Regions from separate parts of the Mus musculus genome. Here regions 1 and 3 are each linked to region 2. Evidence: chromatin loops called from intact Hi-C (ENCODE). Cell type or tissue: gastrocnemius. All regions are shown on one strand.

Region 1 (8,000 bases), 290 kb after region 2:
CTGTCTACCTCTGCCTCCCGAGTGCTAGGATTAAATATGTGTACCACCACACCTGGTTTTGCTCTAATGATCTTTAAACGCTATCGTGCCCAGGCACTACCAATGCCCTGCCCACCAATGCACAGACAACTATTAGTAGGCTTTCTGCCTCCATGGATTTGCATATTCAGGACATTAATATGCAAATGTGGATCAATTATATTACTCATAGTCTCTCTCATGGGCTTTCTCACGATTAGCATAATCTTTCAAGTTCCTCCACATTATGGAATGTTATTATTTTGTTGGTTTTTATTACCAAGTAATATTCCATTTTATGAGTATGTTTTGATTGCCCACTCCCCATTGATAGACCTTAGATGTCTTTAGAGCTTTAGCATGTTGTCTGTAACATTAGCTGTGCTTGTCAGGAGCTTCTATGGGCCATGTATTTGACCTAATTCTTATCCCTAGCAACAACCCAGGGAGACAAGTCTCTTTCTCCCATATTAACAACGAAAGACATGAGATGTGGGAGTGAAGTTGCCATCCAAGGCCATACAGACAAGTGACAGAGCTGAAGTTCCCAGTGCACCCCATTTCACCTTAAACCTTCCTACCTGCTATTCCTCTTTCCTTCCAATTGGCAATGAGGCTGGAACAAGGGAAAATCATTCATCCAATGGCCATTCGCTCTACATGCTGACTGGTTTTACATTGGCTTGACACAGTCTAACCAACTGAAGGGAGGGAATCTCAAATTCTTCCATAAGATCCAGGTAAAGGGCATTTTCTTCGTTAGTGATTGATGGAAGAGAGCCTCCTTGCCTATTGTGGGTGGTGCCACCCCTGGGCTGGTGGTCCTTGGTTCTATAAGAAAGGAGGCTGAGCAAGCCGTGAAGAGCAAGCCAGTAAGTAACATCCCTCCATGGCCTCTGCATCAGCTTCTGCCTCCAGATTCCTGCCCCATTTGAGTTCCTGTCCTTCAATGATGGGCTATTATGTAGAAATGTGAGCCAAATAGATCCTTTTCTCTTCAACTTGCTTTTGGTCACAGTGTTTCATCATAGCAACGGTAACTAACCCTAAGGAAGATGCTCTATAATCTTTAACTAACAGTCTGTACACAGCAAGCCAAAGTTTTGTTGCCCAAGTCAAGCAGTCTGATGTTGGTCACCAAGGAAGGTGTGACCAAGTGTTACGACTCCCTGCTGCTGGAAAGCCCAAGGAAGAATTTTCTTTTAGTTTGAACACAGTGGGTTACCAAGCAGAGAAAATTGACTGCCTACACAGAGAAATCAGCAAACAAAGGCAGAGACCAGGGCCCTTGGTCCACAGAATGGGCTGTGCTTCCCTAAGGATGGAAGGGGAGGAGGCAAGATTGAGGGGTCATATTGCAAGGAGCCTTGAAGGACAGGCTGAAGCCTGTAGGTCACAATCCTTTTGGGGTCACATATCAGATATCCTGCATACCAGATATCTACATTATAATCCACAACAGTAGTGAAATTATATTTATGAAGTAGCAAAAGAATAATTGTAAGGTAGGGGGTCACCACAACATGAGGAACTATATTAAGGAGTCACAGCATATAGGAAGGTTGAAAGCCACTCCTCTAGATGCTTCTGAGAAGAGTAACAAGGCCAAAACCATGCCTTTGAACTCTGGTATCCATCTTCAGATCCAGGTACCTAGACTCCTTTGGACAATTCTTTCAGCACCCCACCGGAAGAAAGAAAAGCCATGTGTCTGTTCATCCCGACCTACATCCCCAGCACCCAAGACAGCGCCTGATGCCTTGTAAAGGTACAGCAAACCGTTGCTGAGTGGCTAGATGGAGAGATAAATAAATCTATCAGCTGACCCTCTCTTCCCGTTACCTTTTTACAGCTTCCCTTTTTTGCTGGGTAGAATAAATTAAAAAATTAAAAAAAAAAAAAAAAAAACAGGAATGTTCTGGACTTTCCAATCTTGCCCACCTCCATCTCCCGACTTGCTCTTCTCACATCTGGTCCTGGGTTAATAAAGAAGTGGTACTCACACACACACACCTATCTTTCTTCTCGAGGTCACCCTCGGGGTCAGGAGTGAAACTATCTCTTGCAAGTGAGAGATCTATGACTCGGTAGTTATGGGGCTTTCCCAGGAGCTGCTGATGGAACGGAGACTTATATTCGGACCATCTGGATACAACTAGTGCCATGAGTCAGGCAAACAGGGTATTGACTGAGGTTGAAGGGTATAGAAAGGGGAGGGACTCAGAGTTCACATCCAAGGACCCAGAAGCTTGACCCACCCCTGTGCCCCCATTCTGTGTCAGGCTGCCATGCTACAATGTACAGCCAGATCCCTCCACCTCCACCTTGCACCCAGTCCCCACGAGGACACTTGTGCACTTGTACAAGCACATGCTCATACAAACACAAAGAGGTAGAAGCAGTAGTTGCCTTAAACATAGAGGCTTTATTATTGTATAAAAGTATTCCCTAGAGAAATTATATTTGTTTAATGTGTATGGATGTTTTGTCTGCATATATGTCTGTGCACAAGCATGCAGTATCCATGGAGGGACTGCAGTTACAGTTTGTGAGCCACTATGTGGGTGCTAAAAATCAAACCAGGTCCTCTGGAAGAGCAGCCAGTGCTCTTAAGAGTTAAGCCATCTCTCCAACCCCAAGCTAATTATATATAAAAGCTGCCCTAAGTCAATGAATAGCCCTTTTCCTGAAGAGGAGACATTGCTCACAGGCAAGATACAAAGTGTTGTCCAAAATCTTTCTGGCTAGCCAGTCAGTTGGATCCCAAGTCCTTTGGGGTAGCATGACTCTGTGACATATCTCCCTGTCCCTTGCAATGAGCTCTGCTGTGGCCCTGTGCAGGGAGTAACTAAAAACTCATCTAAATCTTTGCTTTGGGTTGGTGTGAAGGCTGCTTGGCCACTGAAATTTCCACTCATCTTGGAAATCAAAAGTCCTAGGTGACATTTGAGTGCCTTGTTTTTTGTTTCTGTTTTTTTGGTTTTTGTTGGTTTGTTTCTTGTGGTGGCAGTGGTTTAAGAAAAACTATGACTGCCGATTACAGTTCTCCTGGGGAGGCAGTCTTTGTAGATACTGGATCATCAAAGTCGAGTAATGAACAGAAAAGGCATCATCGAGGCTAGAGAGTGGACTAGGCATCCACAGACGATTTTGTCTTCTCAGCACGGCACTCACGGTACACCAGGAAGGGATGGACCAATGTCAGGAAAATGGCAAGCCCCATCGATACCTGGGGAAACAGGAAAGAGGGGCCACTCCAGCAACTCTGAGTTACTCCCATCACCAACAGAAGGACCAAAGTCCTACTTGGTCTATGGCCTATTTTCTACCTAGACATTAAGGTGACCTGAAGGACTTTAGGTTTATTTTCATGGCTTCTTTCTTTCTTTCTTTCTTTCTTTCTTTCTTTCTTTCTTTCTTTCTTAAGACAGGCTCAGGCTGACCTTGAAAGTCTAATCCATCTCCCAAGTACAGGAATTATAGGATGTACCACCATGCATGACTTAGTCAGTGCTCACGATTGAACTCAGGGTCCTGTGCATGCTAAGCAAGCCCTCTACCAATAAGCCACATGCCAGCCTCTATTAAACCCATTTCAAGGGTGAGGAAGCAATGGCCTAGAGGGCACTAGTGAGCTTTCCCAGGTCCCGTGTGAAGCTGGAGAGGCATCAGTTAGACTACATCTAGATGTTGAGTTAGGGCTCCTGATGCCCTAAGCATAGTCTTGTTTCTTCTAGTGACAGACTTATATACTTACTCTATGCTTTGAGCTTTAAAAGAATTACTACATTTATTTGTGTGTGTGTGTGTGTGTGTGTGTGTGTGTGTGTATGTACATCTGTGTTTGTGTATCTGTGTGTATGTATCTATGTGTGTATGTGTGTGTGTGTGTGTGTGTGTGTGTGTGTGTGTGTGTGTTCAAGTGTCATGGAGCACATGCGGAGGTCAGAGGACAACTTGTAACAGTTAAGTCTTTCCTTCCACCATGGGTCCTAGGACCCTAGCAAGCGCCCTTACCCACTGAGCCATCTCTCCACCCTGACGATCTCTTTTTAATGAGGCAGGCAGGTTCATCAGTAATCAGAACACTGACTCCCGCGTGCAGAGACCTCGGACAAATGTCGTATATGCCACAGTCTCAGGTAGAAGTCAGGGTTAGCCTACAGGTAGAAAACTCTTTGGCTTTGAAATTCTGAGAGGATTTTGCATCCTATTCTGGAGTAACACATATTTGTCCATACTCACAAACTCTTCTCTCCAGGCTTTCTGAGACGTGGTAGCGTGTCAATCCTGCGACCTTAGGAAGCCCCAGCTTGAGCCAGGTCTCTGCCTGTGACCCTAGTTTGAGAAGTGAAACCCTAAATAGTTCCTTTTTGCACTACTGAAGCCTCTAACACATCCAGGCCTCCTGAGCCAGCTTAGAGCGCCCCCTGCTGGGGCCCTGTGCAATAGGTCCAGCCTGGGTAACCTTTCTAGTCAAGGGGCCTACACACAGGCTGGCCAGAAATGGACCCTGCATGGTACTCACATACACAGCGTTGCTCTCAGGGGAGACTTTGAACAGGGGGAACTGTAGCAGAGACACAATAGCTGACAAGGCCATCACCAGCCCAAAGAGCTTTCCAAAATGCTCTGAGGGAAATCTAGGTAGAGAAAGGTTGCAGTGAATTTTACAGATTCCCCCCCCACACACACACACAACTTCTCCCACTCCAAGCAGGGGCCTGATGCTTGAGAACATTTGTCAGCCGACTCCCCTGTCCTAGACCTGCCCTTCACCCATCCATGCAAGCCCTTTCTTCTCCCACTCTATTCAGTTCTAACCCCAAGACACAGAGCAAGTAGTAACTTGAGCCCTACGGGAACAGAAGGGACTCAGGCCCAGGCTAAGCTAAGGCTAAGAAGGTCTTAGGGAAAAGACAGATGCTGGCATTATCAAAAGAAGCAAGAATGGAGTGCCAAGGACACAAAGATGGGAAAATACCTTTCTACCTCTTCTCTGGGAGAGTTAAAACAGAGGTGGGTAGTGGAGGGAAATAAGAGTTCACCGAGTAGACAGAGATTCTCCCTGGACACAGAGACTCTGCTGTGTGAATGTTCCATCCTTCCCACCTGTATCCATATCCAGCCTCGACTCCTTCTACACACACCCTCACCTCCATGTTAATGCTCCCTCCTTCCCACCTGTATCCATACTCAGCCACGGTCCCTTCTAAACGCACCCTCACCTTCAGGCCCACCCCACCCCACAATTTCTTCATGGCCAGCCAACTCTCCTTCTCCCTAAGCTCACTTACGCCAGCGTGAGGAAGGCAGCATTGCATCCATACAGGAAGGAGCGGCTGACCACTTGCAGGATGAAGGTGGCGTACTGTAGCTGCATGACAGGAATGGAGGCACACAGGGCAAAGCCCAGGGACAGCAGAGACGTCAGAGCCAGTGAAGGCACCATGGAGCAGAGAGCCACAGCCTCAGACGAGGAACCTGGTTCAAAAGGAAATAGGGGTGCCTGTAATTGTACCCAAAGGAGAGCAGGAAACTCCAAGAAAGACCAGAATGAACCAAAGAGAACCAGGTCATATCTCAACACCAACTCCTCAGAGTTAATAACTGTCCTCCTACATGTCAGTCAGATGTGTCTGATCGTCTCAGTTCCACAGGGCTTCCTAACTCACTCAGAGTTACAGTGGCCTGTGAACAGGCTCCACGCCCACCGTTGCCCCCTGCAACCCAGAACCAGGGATGATGATGGTGTTGATAATGATTGTTTATACAGAACTGGTAATAGCAAGGGACTAAAGCAACCCAAACTGTCGCCAACAGAGGCACATGGCACCAAGTACAAGCCAGCCACATAGGAGAGAGCTGGGCAGCAGTCATTGGGGTGAGGAGGGTCCCAGAATAAAGAGAGGGTCATAGAAAAGACAACTGCACAACCGTGTGAATGAAGCTCTGCATTTGATCTAAGCAAGGGGCACATATATATGTTTACATAGGTGATTGCTGTATTTTAAAGACCATAAAGAAAGGAGGAAAGAAAGGAAAGCAACTAGCAGAGGAGGAACTGTACGTCACCCTGTTTTGGTTTTCAGGAAATGTAACTGCTTAACCTGTGAGTGTTTTCAACAAAATTCAAAGAGGAAACAAGCAAGCGAAGCAATCCCAAAATATCAGAAACAAACAAACAAACAAAAAAACGAGACCAATGAACATAACTGTGTCTAGTTGGACTCATGTGCATGTGGGCAGCATGTGCACATATATGTGAGTATGCACGTGAGGTCACTGAAGTATAAGAAAGGAGATGGTGGGAGTGCAGAAATAACCCCTATGCGAGAGGGTGACATGCAGGCAGGAAGGGAGACTATCTGGGGAGGATGAAGACCAGCAGGAGGTTGGCAGTGGGCGCAGGGGGGCAGCAGGAGAGAGAGATGAATAAGAATGGTACATACTGAACACACACAATGCCATTGTATATGTATACAATGCCATTGTCATAAATATTGAAAATAAGAAATGTCGTAATGAAGTCCACCACCCACCATGAGAACTTTAAAAATTAATTTAAAAAAGGATCAGCATACAAGGAGAGAGGACACCTGTCTTAGTCAGGGTTTCTATTCCTGCACAAACATCATGACCAAGAAGCAGTTGGGGAGGAAAGGGTTTATTCGGCTTACACTTCCATACTGCTGTTCATCACCAAGGAAGTCAGGACTGGAACTCAAGCAGGTCAGGGAGCAGGAGCTGATGCAGAAGCCATGGAGGGATGCTTCTTACTGGCTTGCTTCCCCTGGCTTGCTCAGCCTGCTCTCTTATAGAACCAAGACTACCAGCCCAGAGATGATACCACTCACAAGGGGCCTTTCCCCCTTGATCACTAATTGAGAAAATGCCTTACAGCTGGATCTAATGGAGGCATTTCCTCAACTGAAGCTCCTTTCTCAGTGATAACTCCAGCCTGTGTCAAGTTGACACAAAACTAGCCAGTGCAACACCTAACCTGAAGATTCTAAATATTGTTTCCCACTAGATAGCCAATACTGGTTGGAGAAATGGCCAATTTCAAGTGTGGTCCAGGAGACATGTCCAGTTAGACAGACCCAAACCTTTCACAGCACTAGACAGCAAGGGCACTGACTAAAGTTGAGCCGTGCCTAAGGGTCCCATATTTTAGACTGGTAAAGTTTCTAGTGGCCAAAGATGGGTCGATGCAAGCCTGAAGAAGAATGGTGAGGGCCAGTGAGATGGCTCAGCAGGTAAAGGTGCCGGTCACCACCCCGGCAACCCATGTTCCATTGCTGGGATCCACACAGTAGGAGAAAACTGAGCCCCGCAAGTTATCCTCTGAACTTTGCCAGCACACCCCAACATGCACCCACTCACCCTCGCAGTAGCATATGCCTTATATGCCTTTAACCTCAGCACTGAGCAAACAGAACTCAAAGTTCTGTTCAAAGTGAGTTCAAAGCCAGCCGGATCATAATGAGTTCTAGGTCAGCTAGGGATATATAGTGAGAGCCAATTTAAACACACACACACACACACACACACACACAGTGGAGACCAGATTGCAGTTGAGAGGAAGAACATTTGCAGAGTACACGAGAGCCCTGAGCCCCATCTCCAGCCCCCAGCACTGAAGAGGAAGGCAGAGCAGGATGCGAGCACGTCAGATAGATTGTAGGGCTTAAATGTGTTTTCAAACAATCTCCCTCAAAAAGAAGGGGAGGGGAGGGGAGGGCAGGGCAGGGGAGGAGAGGGAAGGGCAGGGGAGGGGAGGGCAGGGGAGGGGAGGGGAGGGAAGGATCAAGTAAGATCCTCACGGTATACACGTATGAAATTCTCAAAGGCAAAGTGTTTGGTTTTTTTTAAATAAAACCCATAAAGTTATAAAAACTCAGACACAAAACGAGACCATTGAGCTTCAGTGTGTACACAGCTGGACTCTAAAGACAGCAATCCCACTTGTCTCTGGTGGG
Region 2 (8,000 bases):
TACCCCTTGACCAGAGTGATGTTCTATTTTTCAAGACCATCACATAGGACCCTCTCAGTAGTTATCAGTCAGAATAAGGGAGATTGCACTGTAGAAACAAACTTCCCACCTGTGCTAAGGCCAGGACAGTGGGAGACAACCAGGCCAAGGCTGGGGGTGGGGGTGGAGTCACTGTCTGGCATTCTGTCAGCATCATGACAGAGAATTTGTGTGGCATGTGATGTCACACTCACAATCCTCCAATTCACCTTTCATTCCCAGTGCAGCTTACAGGTCCATAACTATCACAAAAGAGGTGAGAAAAAAAAAAAACTGTTCACACATGTGGGAACGATGGGAACACAGATACATTCACTGAACAATAACAATCCTATATATATAATATTGACATCTGAAAGGTTGCCAGCACTGATGGGTGATGTTGTGTTCACTCATATTTTTTCACTTGACCATCATAACTGAGCCAAGCTCTGGGGTGAGAAATCTGTCCATAAGAATAAGAGTTGCCCCCTGCCAAACAATTGTGGTTAGTCTAGGTAACATGTCAGACCTATGTCAGAATCTTAGAAATGAGGCACAACACGGGAAGCACCCAAGGTGGTAGAAATAGTGACGGGAGCATAGGGATGCTGCTAACAGAAAGAAGGTAGTACCTGAGCAAACCCTCAGTGAGGAGGCAGCCATGGCAACCCCCACACATGGCGGCCCCTGCAAACAGCCGCCCTGTGAGTGCCAAGTGCGATCCCCCCATCCCCCTGGGACAGCAACATCAGATCAAAGCCCAGCTTCCTGAGTAGTAAGGTCTTTGCCGGTACACAAGATACAGGCAAAAACAGATACACGTCACATCCAACGCCAGCCTAGCTATGGCCCCAAGCCCAGACAGGATCCTGTTGCTCAGATTCAAAGTTTACCTCCTCTGTTTACTTGCTAAATGGCCTTTGGACAATTTTTGAACTGTCCATGCCTGTTTTCTCACAGGGGGAATGGAGGAGGGCAATATTACCTGCCTCAAAGGGTTGGTGCAAGAATGGCATGAGCTGAGACAGTCAGTATAATAAGTGAAAGCCAGCTGGGCAGGCAGCGCTCATGACTAAACTTTCGTTAGCTCCCTCAATCTGGTTATTATTCTGTGCCCTTAGGCATTGGTTAAATCAGTATCTCAATACTCCTTGAAAACCCATTTCATCTGCATAAAAATACTGGATAGCAAGAAGAGGTCTGACATGTCTGTGTGTTTGTCTATGTGCGGGCATATATGTATGTGTGCGTTCATATGGATGTCCATCTGATCACCAGTCTGTATTCCATCTCTGCCTCGTCTCAGGTGAACTTCTTACTAATCCATTTCCATGTGTCTACTGGCCCCTAAGTAGTCTATGAACTTAAAACCATGCTCATATTTTTATTGAATATGCCACAAAATACAAACTATAAGATGAACTACAAGGAAAGAGAAGCCTCCTCTCACTATGCAAGCAAACCTCCCTCTTAAGTAGAGCAAAGCACAGGACCGAAATGCTTCTTTAGGCTGAGGATGTAGCTCAGTGAGCATCCTCAGCCACAGGTGTTTGCCTACCATGAACAAAGGTCTGGGTGCAAATCTCAACACCACAAAAAAAGTCTGCTTCTTTATTTTATTCAACCCAGGGGTTTCTAGATTAAATTCTAGCCGTGATAACTTCAGTTTGCATCTGTTACACTTTGGAAAATCTCCTGCATAAGCAAAAGCTATTTCTCATTCACCCACTTATCCACAGAAATGTGAATAATGCTTGGGATATAATAGGCTTTTTTTTTTTAAGAAAAAAGTCAATACATTGAACTGGATTTGTTATGTAACTTTGGGAAAATATTTCCTTCCCGCTTTTTAAAATGAGTGAACTGGACTGGGAGCTACTGAGTTCCTTTCTGTCCTTGGTTCCCAGCCAATTTTTCATTAGATGTATTATCTCACCTTCTACCAGGTCATTACTTAGCCCTCATTATCTTATTTGAAAGCAAAACAACCAACCCTTACGAGCAGGAAGCGAGAGTATCTGATCAAAGCTGACATTTACTGTACACCAGCCCCTGCTCAGAGTGCCTCCCAAGGCTGCTGCATTGAGTGGCAGCATGCTCGTTAGATAAGCACAGTATTATCATCATTCCCATTTTAACAAAATGACATTGAGGCACAGTGAGACTAAGCTACTGCTTAAGCAACTCTTATTTGACTCTAAACCTCATGCTTTCCTTTTTCCTTCTTCCATTTTCATGTCTGTGTGCGTTTGTCTATATGTGGGCATACATGTGTGTGTCTCGTACACATGGAAGTCCATGACTGACATCCAGAATCATCCTCAATTACTCTTCCATCTTATTCACTGACGCAAGACCTGTTAATCAAACACAGAGCTAGTCGATATGCCTAGTGGGTGAGGCCCAGTATCCAGCTTATTCTGGGATCCCTGTTCTCTTTCCCAAGATGGTGGGCCTCCTTGCCCTCGTAGCATTTGCGTGAGTTGTGGGGAGCTGAACTCGACTTCTCGTGCTTGCATGGCAAGCACTTAAACCATTGAGACATCTCTCAAATCCCTGAACCTCAGAATTTTAACTTTTATGCTACACAGGCTTCAGGGTGACATAGGATGCAAGAAACTAGAAAAAAAATAATAAAAGCTATGGATTCAGAAACTAGCCCACCCTGCTTATGTATGGTTTGAGAAGTCCTGACTATGGTTGATTCAGCACATTAACCAATGTGATATTTCTCCAATCCATTGAGTCTATCCTTTTTTAAGTCTCAGTTTTCCTGAAAGCATGCAGAGAACAATAGCAATATGCCATGCATTTGATTTTACCTGTTAGCATGATAATGGTAACCTACAACATTACCACGAAGCTCTTTCTATTGACTATCAGATGTGATTTTCACACAAGCAGACCAAGGACAAAGAGAAAAAAAATTACTATGTTGATTTAAAATCAAGGCAACTGAGGCCCCAAGAGGTGAATATGTTTGTCTAAGAATTTGAACCAAAAATAAATTGTGGGTCTTGGATCTGAACCTGAAGTATTTGAACCCCAAGAAGATAATACTCGGGGACTCACCATGATCCATGACACTGACTTCCAACGTCAACCCCAGGCTGAGAATAGGAGTGGGCATGAACTAAGGAGGAGAGCCCAAGCAGGAGGAAAACATCCTGTTAGTCAAAAAGAGGGAGTGGGAGCAAGACTGTATTCCTCTGTATAGGTGAGAGCCAGGAAGTGCATGCAGGCTTTAAGATGTTTCATAAAGCTGTTGATTTGCTGATTCTCTGTCTCTAAAGTCCCGCCTCTTCCACTCACTTTCCAGCTCTCATCTTAGCCACTTCCAAATCATAGACCTGGGATGCTTAGTACTTTGCCCACAAACAAATCCCTGAGAGTCTACAGTATGACAAACCACAGTGAGGTGCTAGAGACACTAACAGGAGCAAAACAATATGCACATGTCATGGGAACAAGGCAGGCCTGGGGAAGGTTTGCAGAAATAATTGTAGGAGCTCTCAAGAAGTATTGACATGTACCAGAACAAAGTAACAGGGAACATTTTTTTTTCCAGGACTGGCTACATACGAAGTTCTTTTGGTAAAAATGCTATGCCAATTCTGCCAGTCCTAATGACCTTAGCTCTATCTGTGGGACCCCTTGGTAGAAGAAGAGAAATGATTCATGCAAATTGTCCTAGCTTCTATACATACACCAAAAGATGTGCCCCAACCTTTCCACACACACTAAGTTAAATACATGCATGCATACATACATACATGAGAGGGAAAAAGCATTTTCCAGGAACAGGAAAAGAGTACAGAGGTTTGGGGTGCTTTCCAGCTAAATCAGTGGATGGATACAGGGAAAATTCCAGGAACAGGAACTGGAAAACCAGTCATAACCACATCTAGATGGACCATAAAGGACGAGGGGCATAGTCAGTGTACAGCATTTCCAAAATAGTGGTTGGACTATGTCTCCAGCATCCGGAGTTGCGAACATTAGAGACAGCTTCTACAAGCTAGAGACAATATCAAACTCATCTTCATAGGTCTGATCATCCTATGGTAAATACTTCCAAGAACTCAGAAATGAATTCAAAACTCTCATCAAAGTTACAAAGGAAGACAGACAATTTTTAGAAGATCCTTAGTAAATAATAATAATCAATTTAAGGACTGGGGTACCATGTATGGAGTCAAGGTACCCAGCTGTGTAGGCAGAAGTCTCCATCCCTTGCCTGCAGTCCATGAGGCTGCTGGAATCAGGTCCTCAGTGTGTCTCTATTTGTTGAATACTGTGAGTGTTCACCATTATGGAGTCAGCCTGGCCACATGAAGAAAAGACCTAACACAGTGATAAGAACCGTGCTTCAGAGCCCAGTTCTCTGAGCTCTCCCCTCCACCAGTGGGGAAGCAAATATGCCAGTGCTATGCACAACCTGAGCACAAGGGGGCAGTGTGGGCCCACGATCAAACGCTCAGCCAAGCCACCTAGAACCAGAGGATGGGAACAAATGAGGAAAATAGACCCAGATAGCAAAAACAGGAGAAGAGCTTGCAACGTATTAACAGAAATGTTTGTTGTGTGAGAGGCTGCCCCTAGAGAGTAACCTAATTCATCAATCCAGTCCTCCCAATCTCATAAAAACTGCCTGAACAAGCAACACTCTAAGAAAATTCTTGTTTATATCCTTGGGCTGGCCCTTAAAACACTTAATACCCACCTTCACCTGTACTCACTTACTCTGCTCTCCTTTATGCCTGGGATACTAGGCATCCCTTTTCTCCATGATAGTACTGCCCTACACCTGAAACAGCCTATTTCAGAAAACCTTCAGACACTTCTACCCCCTATCATCTATGCTAATGATCTGCTTATAGGGCCCAAACGCAGCCTCAACAGAATCACTAATCATTTTAAACACAAGTGGACCAAACCTTATAAAGAGTAGGCTTCCTGAAGGCAGACGGAAAGGACAATAAATCCTCTCCAGAGGATTCATAAATACGAAAAACAGAGTTGTCAAAAACAACCATTTAAGAGCTCTGGAAACCAACCAACTATACACAACAAGTAGAATAACTAGTAAAGGTTAGAAAAGAACTGTGTGAGTTTGTGGTGCTTGAGCTTGGGGCTGGGAACTGATTTCATCACCTCCTGGACTCATTCAGCCTGGGCAGGCACGTGGCTCTACCCCAGTGAGAATGCACACGAGTACCAGCAACTTCGCTGCTGAAGGTGACTCAGTTAGCTCAGGGATGGAATTTTTTAGTGCATGCATCTACAGTAACATGAACAACCACAAAGGCATGTAAACACAGGAAAGCAACAGTTCTGCTAACCTGAAATTGCAATGCTGACTGAGGTAAGCGACAGACTGAAGGACTAATCAGGAAGTTAATAAAATCATATTATTACCTATAATAAACCAAGAGATGAAAGTGTCTTAAAGGTGCTTGACAAAACTTTCACATACCCTTGGTAAGCCAGGACACTGAAACACTCACAGAGAAGATACAAGACTTGAAACTGCCTAAATTTGGATAGCAGTCACAGAGCTAAGAGAACTGTGTAGGAGCCTTACTGTCCTGAGATAGGTGGTCACCAAAGAAATGTTCTCCCCACCTACCCTCGTCACGGAGACATCCAGATCTTAACCCTAGCACATGTGACTATGTTGCCATGGCAAAGGGGCTTTGCAGATGTGATTAAAGTTAAGTGCCTTGAAAGGGAGAGGAGATAGTTCATCTAGGCAGGCTTGATCTAATTACACGATTCCCTAAATGAACAGAATGCTTTGAGCTGAGTCAAGGAGAGATGCTAGGAGAAGGATTTGACCTTCTCTGCTGAATGTTAAGTTGGGGGAAGCAGGCCAGTATTATAGAGGGCAAGAGCTCCCATGTAAACTGGAAGATCAAGGACATGAATTCTTACAGTGGGGCCTCCAAAGAACACACCCTTGGTGATGCCATGATTTTAGCCATGTGACCCATACCTTCTAACATATTGTAAATAATACACCTCTGTGCATCTGATAATAAAATGTGGCAGCAGGAAACAACAACACTCATGACCACACACTGGCTGACCACTGAACTTGGAAGAAGTAGAGGAGCCAAGTTTAAATAAAACAAGACATTTAACGACCAGAGAGACATGTCAGCAGCCATATACCACCAGGGAATAGTACCCACAGGCTGAGTCCAGATCAGTGACTAAACAAACAAACAGCAGCAACAAAATTGGATAGAGATCAAAATCTAGCACGTAAGTCACCCAGTACATGACCTAAATCATGCAAGTCTCAACCATAAGAAATTATGAAGCATGAAAAAATAGGAAAGCACAGACTAGACATGGAGCTCAATTAGTACAGTGTGTATCATTCTTGAATACAGTACAGTTTCTAGCACTGTGCAAACCATAAGTCAGACTAGGAGAGGCTTGCCTGTATTATCAGAACTTGGGAGGTGGAAGCAGGAGGTGGAGTTAATATTTGACTTTATAGAGAGTTTGAGGCCATTCTGGGATACAGAAGACCCTGCCTCAAAAGAAAATATATAAGGCTGGAGAGATGGCTCAGCAGTTAAGAGCACTGACTGTTCTTCCAGAGGCCCTGAGTTCAAATTCCCAGCAGCCACAAGTTGTCTCCCCACCATCTGTAATGGAATTTGAAGCCCTCTTCTGGTGTGTGTGAAAACATCTGCAGTATACTCATATACATAAAATAAATAAGTCTTTTTAAAAAGCAAAAAGAAAATACAATATAAAGAAATAAGGAGGTGGAAAGAAGGAAGGAAAAAGAAGAGGTAGGGAAGGAAGAAGGAGAAGGAATGATCTATACCCAGGACAGAAATAATTGCATAGGCAAGACCTCTGACTAGATGCAATTGCTGGATTTAATGGCCAAAGTTATTCAAATAAAGAAGTATATTCAAAGGCCTGCAAGAAACAATGCTAAAGAATTAAGAAAAAAATGATAACAATGACTCAGCAAATTAAGAAGCCCAATAAAGAGCTGAAAATTATTTTTAAGAGCACATAATATTCTGGAGTTTAAAAGTTCAGAGAGTTATGTGATGTTGTATTCATGTCTTACAGTTGCTATACAGTATACATAGAATGGGGCCATACACTGGATGGTTTTAAATTTTAGAAATTTATTGTCTCACCACTCTATATGCTCTTACAATATGAAGGCCATGGGTTCGTAGGTTGGTGCTCTGTCTTAAGGCCACTAAAAGGGAGATTCCTTCCTTGTCTCTTAGCTAATATGGCTACAGGTAATCCTCACAGTACTTGGTAAGTTCATCACCTCCATCCCACATCCTTTTCCCTCACCCTATGTCTTCAGTCATCTTCCCTCTGTGCTCTAGCCAAACTCCCCTCTTCTTATAAAAGCACTGACCATTAGAGTCCAAAATGACCCAGCATGACTTCCTCTTAATTTGCATCAGAAAGCTTTATTTCCAAACACAATCATGTACTTCAAGGAACCGTGTTTATAGCCCAGCAGAGGCATCATGGATCATCTCAACCTTCTGTCAGTCAGCACAGTGATCAAGAGGAACCTCTCCTGCAGCTGCACCATCTCAGAGGCCATATCTGTGGGAAGACAGCAATACAAAAGCCAGCTTAGCCAGTATGGTGTTAGCACCCTGTGAACCCAGCTCCAACACCAACCAACCAGGAGGCCTAGCTAGCAGGATATTCAGGCCGTGAATTACTCTAGTACTAAAGAGCTTCCTCTTAGATACAGCCAGATATTTAGGAGACATTCACCTAAGTCAGCCACTCTTAGGAAAGGGATCAAGGTCAAAGGACAATGAGACCAAGCCCATGATCTTCTGAAAGTCAACAAGAAGCATAAGACCTTATGTCTTGGGACTCCCAGTGAGGCTTGCTGATCTCCCTTCATTACAGCTGAGATGACAGGGAAATGGTTATCCAAGTTTGACTAAAAACTAATTATAAACTTT
Region 3 (8,000 bases), 310 kb before region 2:
ATTCTTCACCAAAATGTTATAAGAACAGCTTCTCAGACACATGCTAAAATTCTTCTCCCCTGAAACCTCTATAGGCAGGCTTCCCCATTTCAAATCACCCTCAGCAACAATCTTCCATATTCCTACTAGGATAGCCCACTAAGCTCCTCTTAAAGCATCCCACTGCACTCCAAATCCAACGTCCCCAAACCCACATTCTTCCAATCAAAAGCATGGTCAGACCTATCACAGCAATGCCCTCCTTTTGGTACCAACTTACTGTCTTAGGGTTTTACTGCTGTGAAGACACAGCATGACCATGGCAACTCTTACAAAGATCAACATTTAATTGGCGCTTGCTTACAAGTTCAAAGGTTTAGTCCATTATCATTATGCCAGGAAGCATGGCAGCATCCAGGCAGACATTTTTCTGGAGGAAATAAAAGTTTTACCTCTTGTTCTGAAAGCAACTAGGAGAAGACTGTCTTCCAGGCAGCTAGGATGAGGGTCTTAAAGCCCACACCCACACTGACACACCTACTCCAACAAGGCCACACTTTCAAAGAATGCCGCTCCCTGGGCCAAGCATACTCAAACCACCAATACCAATGTGTGTGTGTGTGTGTGTGTGTGTGTGTGTGTGTGTGTGTGTGTGTGTGTGTGTGCACATGTTATGTTGTCTTGGTGGAACTGAGCAACAAGAGAGGTTCTAGGAGGTAGGATGGGTCCCAGCCAGGTCTTCAAAATTTGAGGAAATGTTTTCAGGTTTTCTCCAGTGACTATGATACTAAGAGTTTGTCATACAAGGTCTCTGTTATCCTGACATTTAACTACTCCACACCCAACCTGTTGAACATTTGAAATTGTGAAGCAACACTGGATTTCCTCAAATGTCTTTTCTATTTTGCTATATGCAGTTTTGACATTTGCTTCACTGTTGTGGGGAATCATGTCTACTTATTTATTTTGTAGTATTTTCATATCTTATGTCAAAATCTCACTTGACCAAGTGAGTGATTCTTTTTATTTGCTATGGGGCTTGGTTTGCTAGTATTTTGTTGGGAGTTCTTGCCTGTCTTCACCAGTAATATTAGTGAACATTTGAAATTTTGAAATTTGAATTTTTTCAGAATTATGAGTGGTTTTGCTACCATAATTGCTTCGCAACGTGAGATTAAAATTAATCTCTTTCTCTCCTCATCTCCTTGGTTCCTAAGATGTGTAGGGTAAAATCATTTTTATACTCATTTGAAAATGATGTCAGCCCAAATTTATGGTCCTGCCCTGGAATATTTAAAACCCTGCTCTTACAAAGGATACTTTGAACTAAGCTTTATGGTGTGAGCTTTCTAAAAGAACGCATTGTGCTTATGGAGAAAAAAGAAGACTTTGCTAAAAAAATATTATCAGACTTCTAGATATTATAAATGCTCTTAATTTCTGGTCAGAAGCTTGAAGAAGCTATTATGAAAGATCAGAGACAAATAATCTGAATGAGAAGTGTGTGACTAGAACTATATAGGCACATATACTTTTCAATTTCAAATCAATGTCAATCCATATCACTCTTAGCAGAAATCATGGGATGGGGTTGACAGGATGACTTAAGCAGGTGACAGCAACTGGCTTCTGCCCTCAGCCTCCTCAATGCTATCACAATGACTCTATTATCGGGGTAACTGTAGATGCAGGGTGAGGCTTCATATAAACATATGCTCCGGTGCTCATTCTCTTCAAGGCAAATCAATTTTCTGAGACTGATGACACTAAACAGCTATTTTGTCAATAAAAGAGTGATCCAGGCACAATGGTAAGGCCTTATCCTATGAGAAAACTAACCATGCGCATGGTGTTAGGTTTATTTATTTCATTTGCCACCACACATAATAGGAAAACAACCATTTTATTTTATTGGCATTAACACAAATGCCAGGCCTGGTTCATACTCTCCCAGCCTTCAGCTGTCATTAAATCTGAAACCTCACAAAGTATGTAAAGTATCATCATAGTATTCCACCTAAAAACAACCTCAGACCAGAGACAAGAAGATAACAGCAAGGGGATTAGTGTAAACAGCCTAGAAAGTGAAATATCTACAGCACAAACATAAAGATCTGAGTTCAGAACCCCAATATCCAGGTAAAAAGGCACTCAGAGTGGCATGCACCTATAACCCTAACACTGTGGAGGGGAAGACAGCTATATCCCTCCAGCTCGCTAGCCAGTCTGTCTAGCTTTGGTGTTAGTGAAAGACATTTTCTCAAAACACAGTGAAGCAAGGTTGGAGACACCCAGTGCACTTGCTCATGTGCATGTGCACATGAACGAGTGCACACACGCACACGCGCACACAACACACACACACACAAAAGAGAAACAGATACATGAGCAGGAACCTAATACACTCTGATTCAGGACACATGTACAGAAGCCACTGGCAAACTAAATGCTAAAATGGCTCATAAATAGCATTAGTGTCATTATTTGGGATAACAGAATGATTAGGACAGTTTCCCACGGTGAAACTGTCACTATGTTGGCTTGATATCCAGAGATGGAAATAGAAGTAACCTGTCTCACAATTACTTGAAATGTCTACATGAAACTGAAGAAGAACGAAGACCAAAGTGTGGACACTTTGCCCCTTCTTAGAATTGGAAACAATCACCCATGGAAGGAGTTACAGAGACAAAGTTTGGAGCTGAGACAAAAGGATGGACCATCTAGAGACTGCCATATCCAGGGATCCATCCCATAACTAGCCTCCAAACGATGACACCATTGCATACACTAGCAAGCGTTGGCTGAAAGGACCCTGATATAGCTGTCTCTTGTGAGACTAGGCCGGGGCCTAGCAAACACAGAAGTGGATGCTCACAGTCAGCTATTGGATGGATCACAGGGCCCCCAATGGAGGAGCCAGAGAAAGTACCCAAGGAGCTAAAGAGATCTGCAACCCTGTAGGTGGAACAACATTATGAACTAACCAGTACCCCGGAGCTCTTGACTCTAGCAGCATATGTATCAAAAGATGGCCTAGTCAGCCATCACTGGAAAGAGAGGCCCATTGGACTTGCAAACTTTATATGCCCCAGTACAGGGGAATGCCAGGGCCAAAAAAATGGGAATGGGTGGGTAGGGAAGTGGGGCGGAGGGTATGGGGGACTTTTGGGATAGCACTCTAAATGTAATTGAGGAAAATACGTAATAATAAAAAATATTTAAAAAAAAAAGAGGGGATAGTTCCAGTCCCTTCGAATTTAGATGGATGAATCTTGCATTTTCTGCTTAACAGTTATCACTGGCACCTCCGTGGAAGTCCTAGAGTGTCCAGTAGTTAACAATCCCCAAGTGCTTCCATAAGGGAATGACTGATGAGACCTGATGTACATTCATCCCAACCCTCCTTTTTCAATAGGTTTATTCCGAGATGTTTCAAGCTGTCAACAGACACTAAACCTCAGTTACGTGGTAGCAGTTACTTTTATTAATCACCTTTCCCATTTGTCATTTCCTCAGTACTGTGCCTCCGTTTACCTCCTGAGCACATTATTCAAAGGAATCATCATCTCAGGCTCTAAGAAATGCAAACTGGGAATCCCACCTTTGCAGCAGCCTTTGAAAGCTTGCTATGTAATTACAACTAATGACCAGAAGGTGGCAACGCATCCACACACAAAGAGATCTCAATGGCCTGCCTGCTTCAAATCACAGCGGAAACATGAAATTCAATCACCAATATTCAGACCATGACACAGATCTCTTTTTCCTAACTATAAATACCCTGATTATGAATTTTACTAATATCTTTAAAATAAGATTTCTAAAATGTTGAAATTTTATATCCATAATAACAACAAACTCATTGTTCGTTGGTTTGCAGAGATATCATCTCATGATAATATTTGCACATAAAAATATTATCATAAAATATTATCTCAGCACCCATGAATCCAATTTCTCACAAGAAGCTAGAGTATGTTTCTGAAACTCTAGTTAGGCCCTAGACTATAGTTCTCCAAACTAAATATTTTTGTGAGATCCTTTAGTCACCATTTAATTTCTGTTTATGTTACCTATAGGTCATGAGACTTACCTTTCCATGATCAAGCTGCTACCTCAGACGACACTCAGCTGATTTGCATTAGATATTTTATTTGTTTCCTCTGCAAAAAATGCAAATACCCACCTACTTCACAGTCTGCATGAAGCAATTTTTGTGTAATCTCTCTCCAACTCGTAAGAACAGTCAGATGATATCAGAATGAATGTCAAGGTCAGTTTGTGAAGTATAGTCCAAAAGGAAGTAAACTTGGTCTAATATTGCTCTGTGCCAAATAAAATGTCAACTAAAAATGTCACACATTTTTTTCCCAATCAAATGTGACATATGGATCCTTATGCCACAACTCTCTTTCCTTTTGTCAAGAGAAGGAAAAGTGGTTAATCTGAACAAGTTCACAGAAATCCTGTCCCTTCCTAGTCAGGTATCTTCAGTTGATTGACTTATTCATAGACATAGAAGACATTTAACAAGAGAGCAGGCCACGGTTAATAGAATCTAACTTCTCACTTTTACAAACAAGGAAGTGAACTTTTCATATACTTCTCCCAACCCATGATCACGTGGCTGTTTGGTGGCAGAGTTCCCGGTTGTCACAGTGAACTAAATATAAATTATATAAGATGTACTTGCTCATAAAGTGGATCCCAACTTATATTAGATAAGTGTGCACGATTCTTAACAGGTTCTAACATCATCAGCTAATGGTCACAAAGGTCCATAGATACTGTTTGAAGTTACTGTGAAATTATCCAGGCCTCCTCCTTTAACTTCTGTGTGACTCACCTGCTGTCTGTCAGTTTCTGACATTGTGTTTAAAATAACATTGCTTACCGTGGGATTTTATCCACTTGTTACATTTCGAATGTGAATGTGTCTGTGAGATATTTTACCAATCACTCAATTTTTAAGTAGCTCTTTAAAGCAAAAGTATGTTTTATGTCAAGAGATATTTATAATCGGTTAGTTTTCTGGTTTCTTTTATGATGTGATTAATGAATGTTAATCTTTTATGATGTGATTAATGAATGCTCTTGTGGAAGAATTTCTGGAAGGGGGACCAGTCCAGCTGTTTCTATATGTTTCACAAAATATCAAACAACAGGATGTGATGTATCATAGCATATTTGTAAATGGTAGGATGGGTAAATGGTTCAGTGGCTAAAAGCAAGGAACTGAATTCAGGGCCCCCATATCTATGTAAAAAAGCAAAATTCGAGCAATTCCAGGTGTGAGAAGACTCAGGATGATCCCTGCAGTCACTAGCGGGGCAGTGTAGGCAAAACACTGAGCTCCCGGTTCAGTGAGAGACACTGGGTCAAAACACAAGGCAAACAAACAAACAGACAAACACCAAAAAATAGAAAGTGGCGAGGCAAGACATCCAACTGTGACCTCAGCATCACACACACACACATACACACACACACACACACACACACACACAGAGAGAGAGAGAGAGAGAGAGAGAGAAATAAGCTTGCTGTGAGTATTTGTATGTTTATACATACAGCTAGTCCTTCCCCCAAATTCAAGGAGGACAATTAAAGAGTAAGCAGTTAAAGGAATCATGGGGAAAATATGTTCATCTCCTACCTTTCCCCTATTTCAGTGTTGCTCTTTTAGCCCTATGGAGGGATCAGAAGGTTTCTGAGTTCTTCTTGGCTACTCCGGTCCTTAGCTGATATTAATACCCACCCTTACCATTGAGGCTGGATTTGAGAGTGATAAACACTGGCACATCACACTGAAGTTGACTACTATTGTCTCTCCCAGTTATGTTTTTCTCTTGGGCACTAGGAGGAGAATTATCTCCCAGTCCTTCACCAATAGCCTACTTTGATTCTTAACCGTAGTTAAGACTGAATACTACGACCCTTAGCTACTAAGGTAGACTGTAAAGCTTTCAGGACAGCACTATAATTTGGAAATGTAATTGAGGAAAATACATAATAAAAAATTACCCAACATAAATAAAAAAGAACTTCAAGTCTCTAAAGAAAGAAATTAAAGAAGATCTCAGAAGATGGAAAGATCCCCCATGCTCATGGATTGGCAGGATCAATATAATAAAAATGGCTATCTTGCCAAAAGCAATCTACAGACTCAATGCAATCCCCTCAAAATTCCAACTCAATTCTTCAATGAATTAGAAAGGCCAATCTCCAGATTCATCTGGAATAACAAAACACCTAGGATAGCAAAAACTCTTCTCAAGGATAAAAGAACCTCTGGTGGAATCACCATGCCCAACCTAAAGCTGTACTACAGAGCAATTGTGATAAAAATTTCATGGTATTGGTATAGCAACAGAGAAGTAGACCAATGGAATAGAATTGAAGACCCAGAGATGAACCCACACACCTATGGTCACTTGATCTTTGACAAAAGAGCTAAAATCATCCAGTGGAAAAAAGACAGGAAAAAGACACCGTCAATAAGACTAAAAGGCCACCAACAGATTGGGAAAGGATCTTTACCTATCCTAAATCAGATAGAGAACTAATATCCAATATATATAAAGAACTCAAGAAGGTGGACTCCAGAAAATCAAATAACCCCATTAAAAAATGGGATTCAGATACAAACGCTGAAACCATTGCATACACTAGCAAGATTTTATCGAAAGGACCCAGATGTAGCTGTCTCTTGTGAGACTATGCCGGGGCCTAGCAAACACAGAAGTGGATGCTCACAGTCAGCTAATGGATGGATCACAGGGCTCCCAATGGAGGAGCTAGAGAAAGTACCCAAGGAGCTAAAGGGATCTGCAACCCTATAGGTGGAACAACATTATGAACTAACCAGTACCCCGGAGCTCTTGACTCTAGCTGCATATGTATCAAAAGATGGTCTAGTCGGCCATCACTGGAAAGAGAGGCCCATTGGACACGCAAACTTTATATGCCCCAGTACAGGGGAACGCCAGGGCCAAAAAGGGGGAGTGGTGGGTAGGGGAGTGGGGGTGGGTGGGTATGGGGGACTTTTGGTATAGCATTGGAAATGTAAATGAGCTAAATACCTAATAAAAAATTAAAAAAAAATGGGGCTCAGACCTAAACAAAGAATTCTCAACTGAGGAATACTGAATGGCCGAGAAGCACCTGAAAAAATGTTCAACATCCTTATGCAAATTAAAACAACCCTGAGATTCCACCTCACAACCGTCAGAATGGCTAAGATCAAAAATTCAGGTGACAGCAGATGCTGGCGAGGATGTGGAGGAAGAGGAACACTCCTCCATTGTTGGTGGGATTGCAGGCTTGTACAACCACTCTGGAAATCAGTCTGGCGGTTCCTCAGAAAATTGGATATAGTACTACCGGAGGATCCAGCAATACCTCTCCTGGGCATATATCCAGAAGATGCCCCAACTGGTAAGAAGGACACATGCTCCACTATGTTCATAGCAGCCTTATTTATAATAGCCAGAAGCTGGAAAGAACCCAGATGCCCCTCAACAGAGGAATGGATACAGAAAATGTGGTACATCTACACAATGGAGTACTACTCAGCTATTAAAAAGAATGAATTTATGAAATTCCTAGCCAAATGGATGGACCTGGAGGGCATCATCCTGAGTGAGGTAACACATTCACAAAGGAACTCACACAATATGTACTCACTGATAAGTGGATATTAGCCCAAAATCTAGGATACCCAAGATATAAGATACAATTTCCTAAACACATGAAACTCAAGAAAAATGAAGACTGAAGTGTGGACACTATGCCCCTCCTTAGAAGTGGGAACAAAACACCCTTGGAAGGAGTTACAGAGACAAAGTTTGGAGCTGAGATGAAAGGATGGACCATGTAGAGACTGCCATATCCAGGGATCCACCCCATAATCAGCATCCAAACGCTGACACCATTGCATACAGTAGCAAGATTTTATCGAAAGGACCCAGATGTAGCTGTCTCCTGTGAGACTATGCCGGGGCCTAGCAAACACAGAA

The links. A loop is a pair of places that touch in the nucleus more often than their neighbours do. Peaks named below come from ENCODE experiments on the same cell type or tissue, not always from the same donor. Only the 100,000 strongest peaks of a DNase experiment are listed, where the experiment ranks them.
Region 1: it touches region 2 in a loop (5-fold over the local background); 3 of 42 quality-filtered maps call a loop at or near these places.
Region 3: a loop joins it to region 2, with 13 times the contacts of the local background. A loop is called at or near these places in 18 of 42 quality-filtered maps.

What each region holds. Positions count from the first base shown.
Region 1 is chr2:84,952,933-84,960,932 of GRCm38, reverse strand. Slc43a3 (solute carrier family 43, member 3) reads right to left here. Exons shown (of 13, transcript NM_021398.3): 11 at 5,316-5,502; 12 at 4,547-4,661; 13 at 2,424-3,247. The coding sequence ends at 3,149. Among named protein-coding and RNA genes, the nearest start is that of Slc43a3, 20 kb to the right of the region's middle. In gastrocnemius, a CTCF peak has its summit at 4,458 (motif pointing left); a DNase peak (open chromatin) is centred at 4,444; H3K27ac peaks cover 347 bases.
Region 2 is chr2:85,243,143-85,251,142 of GRCm38, reverse strand. It overlaps Gm13715 (a long non-coding RNA gene), which reads right to left. Exons shown (of 5, transcript XR_374759.2): 5 at 7,465-7,626. Among named protein-coding and RNA genes, the nearest start is that of Gm13715, 39 kb to the right of the region's middle. In gastrocnemius, a CTCF peak has its summit at 4,457 (motif pointing right); DNase peaks (open chromatin) are centred at 724 and 4,464; H3K27ac peaks cover 2,311 bases.
Region 3 is chr2:85,557,021-85,565,020 of GRCm38, reverse strand. No RefSeq gene overlaps it. Among named protein-coding and RNA genes, the nearest start is that of Olfr996, 18 kb to the left of the region's middle. In gastrocnemius, a CTCF peak has its summit at 3,635 (motif pointing right); a DNase peak (open chromatin) is centred at 3,634.